2 separate regions of the Homo sapiens genome follow, and region 1 is linked to region 2. Evidence: chromatin loops called from intact Hi-C (ENCODE). Cell type or tissue: OCI-LY7. All regions are shown on one strand. Links, peaks and the distances in the headings refer to the core of each region. The heading gives the core; the rest is flanking DNA.

The links. Hi-C counts contacts between places; a loop is a spot of excess contacts. Peaks named below come from ENCODE experiments on the same cell type or tissue, not always from the same donor. Only the 100,000 strongest peaks of a DNase experiment are listed, where the experiment ranks them.
Region 1: a loop joins it to region 2, with 4 times the contacts of the local background. A loop is called at or near these places in 2 of 110 quality-filtered maps.

What each region holds. Positions count from the first base shown.
Region 1 is chr13:24,726,633-24,729,552 of GRCh38, forward strand. All of the region lies in intron 3 of LOC105370118 (a long non-coding RNA gene), which reads right to left. Among named protein-coding and RNA genes, the nearest start is that of RNF17, 36 kb to the right of the region's middle. In OCI-LY7, for the core only: a CTCF peak has its summit at 1,544 (motif pointing left); a DNase peak (open chromatin) is centred at 1,569.
Region 2 is chr13:24,019,259-24,022,178 of GRCh38, forward strand. It overlaps a transcript of SPATA13 not described here. Among named protein-coding and RNA genes, the nearest start is that of C1QTNF9B, 120 kb to the left of the region's middle. In OCI-LY7, for the core only: a CTCF peak has its summit at 1,250; a DNase peak (open chromatin) is centred at 1,243.

The sequences.
Region 1 (2,920 bases), core at 305-2,804, 710 kb after region 2:
TAGGACTGGTGCCCTTCTGAGGTTTCCTAAGCATAATAACTTGCCTCAGTGCAAACAAACGCAATCCCTGGAAACATAGATATTGTTTCACAGTGTCTACAGCTTCATGTTTTTGGAAGGAGAAACCCTGATGCTCGCAGCAGTGAATGTATGCCAGGGAATGGAAGGAACTAGAGAAATGCACGTGAAACACCGAGGAGTCAGAAGATGCAGCCTCAACTCTGTAAGGCAAGGCAAGCTCTCTCTCAATGCAGGATGCAGTCCAGGCACATCCAGCACCAGGACAGCTGTAAAAGGACACTGGCCTGGGCTCCATCTCCAACCTCCTGAATCAGAACCTCCAGGGCTGGAACATCTGCAGCCTCTCCAAGAAAGAGATTTTTAAGCTGGAGGTGTCTGAGCTCTCTACCTGTCGCCCACATCCTGCTTGGTCAGGAGAGCAGTCCTCCACCCTGACAGGCAGATGGAGAAGGCCTCTGATGAATGGATGGAGGAAGGGTCAGTGAGGGCTAGTGTTGGAGTCCTGAAGGAGTGAGGGAGAGGACAGTGGGTGGGTCCTAATGCTCTGCCCCCCACGTAGGGAGGCTCACAGGGCACATGTCCTCAGGCTCTGCAGGTCACCTACCCAACTTTTAGTTATAATGTCCCAGAGCTTAATATGGGGCTATTTCTCAAGAAAAAATAGTAGCCCCTGTCTTGTCCCCTAACTCCTCATAGCAGCAAGTTTGAAGTTTGCTGATCTACAAAAGGTCCTCAAATCTGGCCTGAAGCAGCAATAGTATCTCTCCATTTATCCAAAAATTCATGTTTGTGTAGTCCTTCTCTGTTGTAATTCCCAAAGCAAGAGTTTTTAAGTGCAGGAGCATGTCTGAAAATCAGGACCCCCAGGGCTCTTGCTCAATCCCAAGAAGGTTAGAGTGGTTCTTAGCTTCAGCTGTCCCATCCTAAACGAGGAGGTGGGATTCTGGAATTTCTAAAAGTCATTCCTACTCCACTGCCCTATAATTTCTAAGAAAAAAGCCAGCCACTTCGTCATAGAGTTGGGTATTCCACCTCCTCTGAAACATGTATGGAGAACAGCTTGAACCTTTTCACTGCTCACCTCTGCTTTTAGTGACTAAGGATAGAAAGGTCAGAGGCAAAGTGGCAAAGGACTTGAAAACTACCTTCAAAAACTAACTGCAAAAACCAAACTACTAATATCGTTTGGTGGCTGGGCGCGGTGGCTCACGCCTGCAATCCCACCACTGTGGGAGGCCGAGGCGGGCGAATTGCCTGAGCTCAGGAGTTTGAAACCAGCCTGTGCAACACGGTGAAACCTCGTCTCTAATAAAATACAAAAAATTAGCTGGGCTTGGCAGAGTGCACCTGTAGTCCCGGATACTCAGGAGGCTGAGACAGGAGAACTGCTTGAACCTGGGAGGTGGAGTTTGCCGTGAGCCAAGATCGCGCCACTGCACTCCAGCCTGGCAACAGAGACTTTGTCTCAAAAAAAAAAAAAAAAAAAAAATGGTTTGGTGTGGGTCTGGCGCCCTCTGGTGTGTTTTGAGACTGTGTCATGCTGGCTGGTGCTAAGTTCTCCCTGCTGCCATCTGTGGTCTGACATGTGAGCACATGCTGTATATGCTGAGAGTGCTGTATTATAAATTATTATTATTATTGTTATTATTTTGAGACGGAGTTTCGTTCTTGTTGCCCAGGCTGGAGTGCAATGGCACGATCTTGGCTCACTGCAACCTCCACCTCCCGGGTTCAAGCGATTATCCCTTCTCAGCCTCCCGAGTGGCTGGGATTACAGGTGCCCGCCACCACACCCGACTAATTTTTTGTATATTTTTTTTTTAGTATAGATGGTGTTTCACCATGTTGGCCAGGTTTGTCTCAAACTCTAGACCTCAGGTGATCCACTCGCCTCGGCCTCCCAAATGCTGTGATCACAGGCATGAGCCACCACACCCAGACTATAAATTATTTTAATTACCACCTGATACTTTCAGTAAATCTAGAAGAAAAATGGTAAATGCAAGGTTTTATTAAAACAAAAACAGGCTCAAAGTTAAAATATACTTGAGCCTTTATTAAAAACCACAATAAAATGGCCAGGCGCGGTGGCTCACGCCTATAATCCCAGCACTTTGGGAGGCCGAGGTGGACGGATCACAAGATCAGGAGATCGAGACCATCCTGGCTAACATGGTGAAACCCCGTCTCTATTAAAAATACAAAAAAATTAGCCAGGCATGGTGGCGGGCGCCTGTAGTCCCAGCTACTCTGGAGGCTGAGGCAGGAGAATGGCGTGAACCTGGGAGGCAGAGGTGGCAGTGAGCCGAGATTGCGCCACTGCACTCCAGCCTGGGTGACAGAGCGAGACTCCATCTCAAAAAAAAAAAAAAAAAAAAACAACCCAATAAAATGCCATCATAGAATATCTATGCTTGTCTGTCTGTCTGTCTCTCTCTCTCCCTCCATGTTTTGAGATGGCACTACAGCAATGTGTAAAAGGTAAATCAAGGTTCATGACCCTGTCTGTATCAATTAGTGGGCTCTTGAGTTTTCTATTGCACCCAACAGCACCCCACTCCTGCAAAAATACTAACAACAACAAAGCTGAATTTTAAACAGGAAAAGAAGGCAACAAAGCTTATGGAAGAGAACAAATATGGAAGATATTTATGGAATAAACATGGAATGGAATACAAAACAAATTATGGAAAATAAATACAATGAATCAGAAAGGATTTCTCAAACCATACTTGAAAATCGTAAATCTTAATGAAAATACCATAGAAAAATAAAACATCTTTCGACAATAAGAGATATAAACAAAGTTAAAAAGCAAGTCATAGCCTGGAAGAGTATATTTGCAATGGGATCTAAAATAAATAAATAATAGCTACAAAACTGTAAGAGACAACCCAAA
Region 2 (2,920 bases), core at 147-2,646:
TTTGTATTTTTAGTAGAGACGGGGTTTCACCGTTTTAGCCGGGATGGTCTCGATCTCCTGACCTCGTGATCCGCCCGCCTCGGCCTCCCAAAGTGCTGGGATTACAGGCGTGAGCCACCACACCCGGCCATGATTCTTATTTATAAAAGAAAAACAGTATATAGTTTTATACTGTATGGTTTGATAGCAGTGGAGCTAGTTAAAATTTCTGCATACTTTTGTAATTATGTTTTGTTTGTGAACTTACAGATCCATTACCTAGCCAAATATTTATGTGTATTTTAAAGCATTTTTAATATCACATGCTAAATAGCTAGGAAACTTTTCTTGAGCAGAATATTACTAGTGCATTCTCTTTCTTCCTCTTGTGTGTACTTTATAATTAGAATAAATATCATTAATGATAATGCTTCTCTGAGGTCAGATTTTATTTAAAAAATAAAATAGGACTGCTAAAAAAAAAATGACATTTTGAAATACTCGTTGGAATCCTAGGCAGCTTAGGGCTCTGTAGAGCAATGGGAGTCCAAGGGTAGAGAATCATTTGGTGTTTAGGAAAAGCTTCTATTATCAGTGAGGTCACATTAGCGTTCACAGGCATAGATTTCAACATGCCAGTGAAGACTGGTAGGGTTAGGAGTCTCATCTCTCTCGCCCTGGAGTCTTTCTGTGGTTTTCAGGCCAGCCACACCTCTTTGCCCCCATGTCAGAATTCAGACATCTACGTTTATTGAAGCTTACCTTTAAGCTCTATCTTTATTGCACTCATTGTGTGAGGTGCGGACTCCAGCTTCTATCTTAGGAAGTCCACCTCAGAGCACCAAGCCTCACCGACAGCCAGACTTAACCAGCTGCATACAGCTTCTCCCTGTTGGCATGAAACACACCAACATTTGGGATGATGACTTGAGGAATTTGGATTTTTTTGAGATCTGTGTGTTTTAATGTTTTGGTATTTTACTTAGTTCCTTGTTTTAAACTGTTCCATTTCAAACTTAAGCATTTCATTTTATAGTTAGAGTGCTTGAACTTCTAACCAATATGCAGTTGACATTGTTCTAAGTTATGAAAAAGGCAAAAATATAGTGCTGTGTACATGTGACTTTATGAAAACTTTTTTGTTTTTTAACCTTAATCAAATTTTTCATTAATGCTTAAGTAGAATATATTAGTATTTTAAAAGCAGATTCACAATCCATTTGAGTTGGAAACCATTCTTGGCCCACAAACCCAGTTTCCCTCAGAGGCCGTGAGAGGGAGCTGTTGAACCTTAAACGAATTGTATTTAACCTTTAACAGTCCATCAGGCTAAACTATTCAGATAATCCATCTATAAAATTTAACTTACATTGTAATAAGCAGTAGTATGATTTTCATTTCTATTAAAGCAGAAGTTATGCAGTTAATTAAGAGACATTTCAGTTAAATTCAATGAATACTTTTTAGTACATGTTATTTACAAGGCACTTTATGCTAAAAGTGGGCATAAAAATAAATAATTTGGGCCGGGCGAGATGACTCATGCCTATAATTCCAGCACTTTGGAAGGCTGAGGTGGGTGGATCACAAGGTCACGAGTTCAAGACCAGCCTGGCCGAGATGGTGAAAACCGGTCTCTACTAAAAATACAAAAATTAGCTGGGCATGGTGGTGGGTGCCTATAATCCCAGCTACTCAGGAGGCTGAGGCAGATAATTGCTTGAACCCAGGAGGCGGTGGTTGCACAGGGCCTAGATCGAGACACTGCACTCCAGCCTGTGTGACAGATTGAGACTCCATCTCAATAAATAAATAATTGGAGTGGCTCATAAACATGTGCATGTCTGTGTGTGCACACCTGCATTATAAAGTAGAACACAATATATAAGGAAGGTATATTGAGTTTCCACAGAAAGGAAGGTATTAGGAGAGGCAGGAGAGAGGAGCTGGCCTCTAAGAAGGGCTGGAGCATTTCTGGGAGTTGACAGAGAATGGGGAGTATTCCAAGTGCGGAGCACAGCATAAGGAAAGAAAGTTTGGAGAATCCTGAAGATGCCTGTTTGCTCAAAGCATAGCTTGCATAAAGATGATTAAGAGAATATCAGGCATAGGGCAGACAGTGAGTTGCACCTGTAGTCCCAGCTACTTTGGAAGCTGAGTCAGGAGGATCACTTGAGCCCAGGAGTTTGAGGCTACAGTGAGCTATGATTGTACCACTCTACTCCAGTCTGGGTGACAGAACGAGACCTTGTCTCTTAACAAAAAATATAAAAATTAAAAACCAGTATCAGGCTGAAAAGCTAGGTTGGGCTGCATTGTACTCAAACATAAATGCCCAAGGACTGACTTGTCTCTAATTGTTTTGAACGTCAAAATTTGACCAAATGATCTCTTAATCTGTGACTGTATACGCCGTGCATTGGGCATTATTCACCAGATGTTAATTGAAGTCATACTCTGTGAAGGTTGTTGGAAAATCTTTTTTTTTTTTTGAGATGGAGTCTCACTCTGTCGCCCAGGCTGGAGTGCAGCGGCATGATCTTGGCTCACTGCAAGCTCCACCTCCCGGGTTCACACCATTCTCCTGCCTCAGCCTCCCGAGTAGCTGGGACTACAGGCGCCCGCCACCACGCCTGACTAATTTTTTATATTTTTAGTAGAGATGGGGTTTCACCGTATTAGGCAGGATGGTCTCGATCTCCTGACCTCGTAATCTGCCTGCCTCGGCCTCCCAAAGTGCTGGGATTACAGGCGTGAGCCACTGCGCCCGGCCAGTTGTTGGAAAATCTTAATGTTTCTTTTCTCTTTTCTTTCTTTTTTTTTTTTTTTCAAATGGAGTCTTGCTCTATCTCTTGAAGGCTGGAGTGCAATCTCATCTCACTGCAGCTTCCACCTCCCAGATTCAAGCAATTCTCCTGTCTCAGCCTCCCGAGTAGCTGGG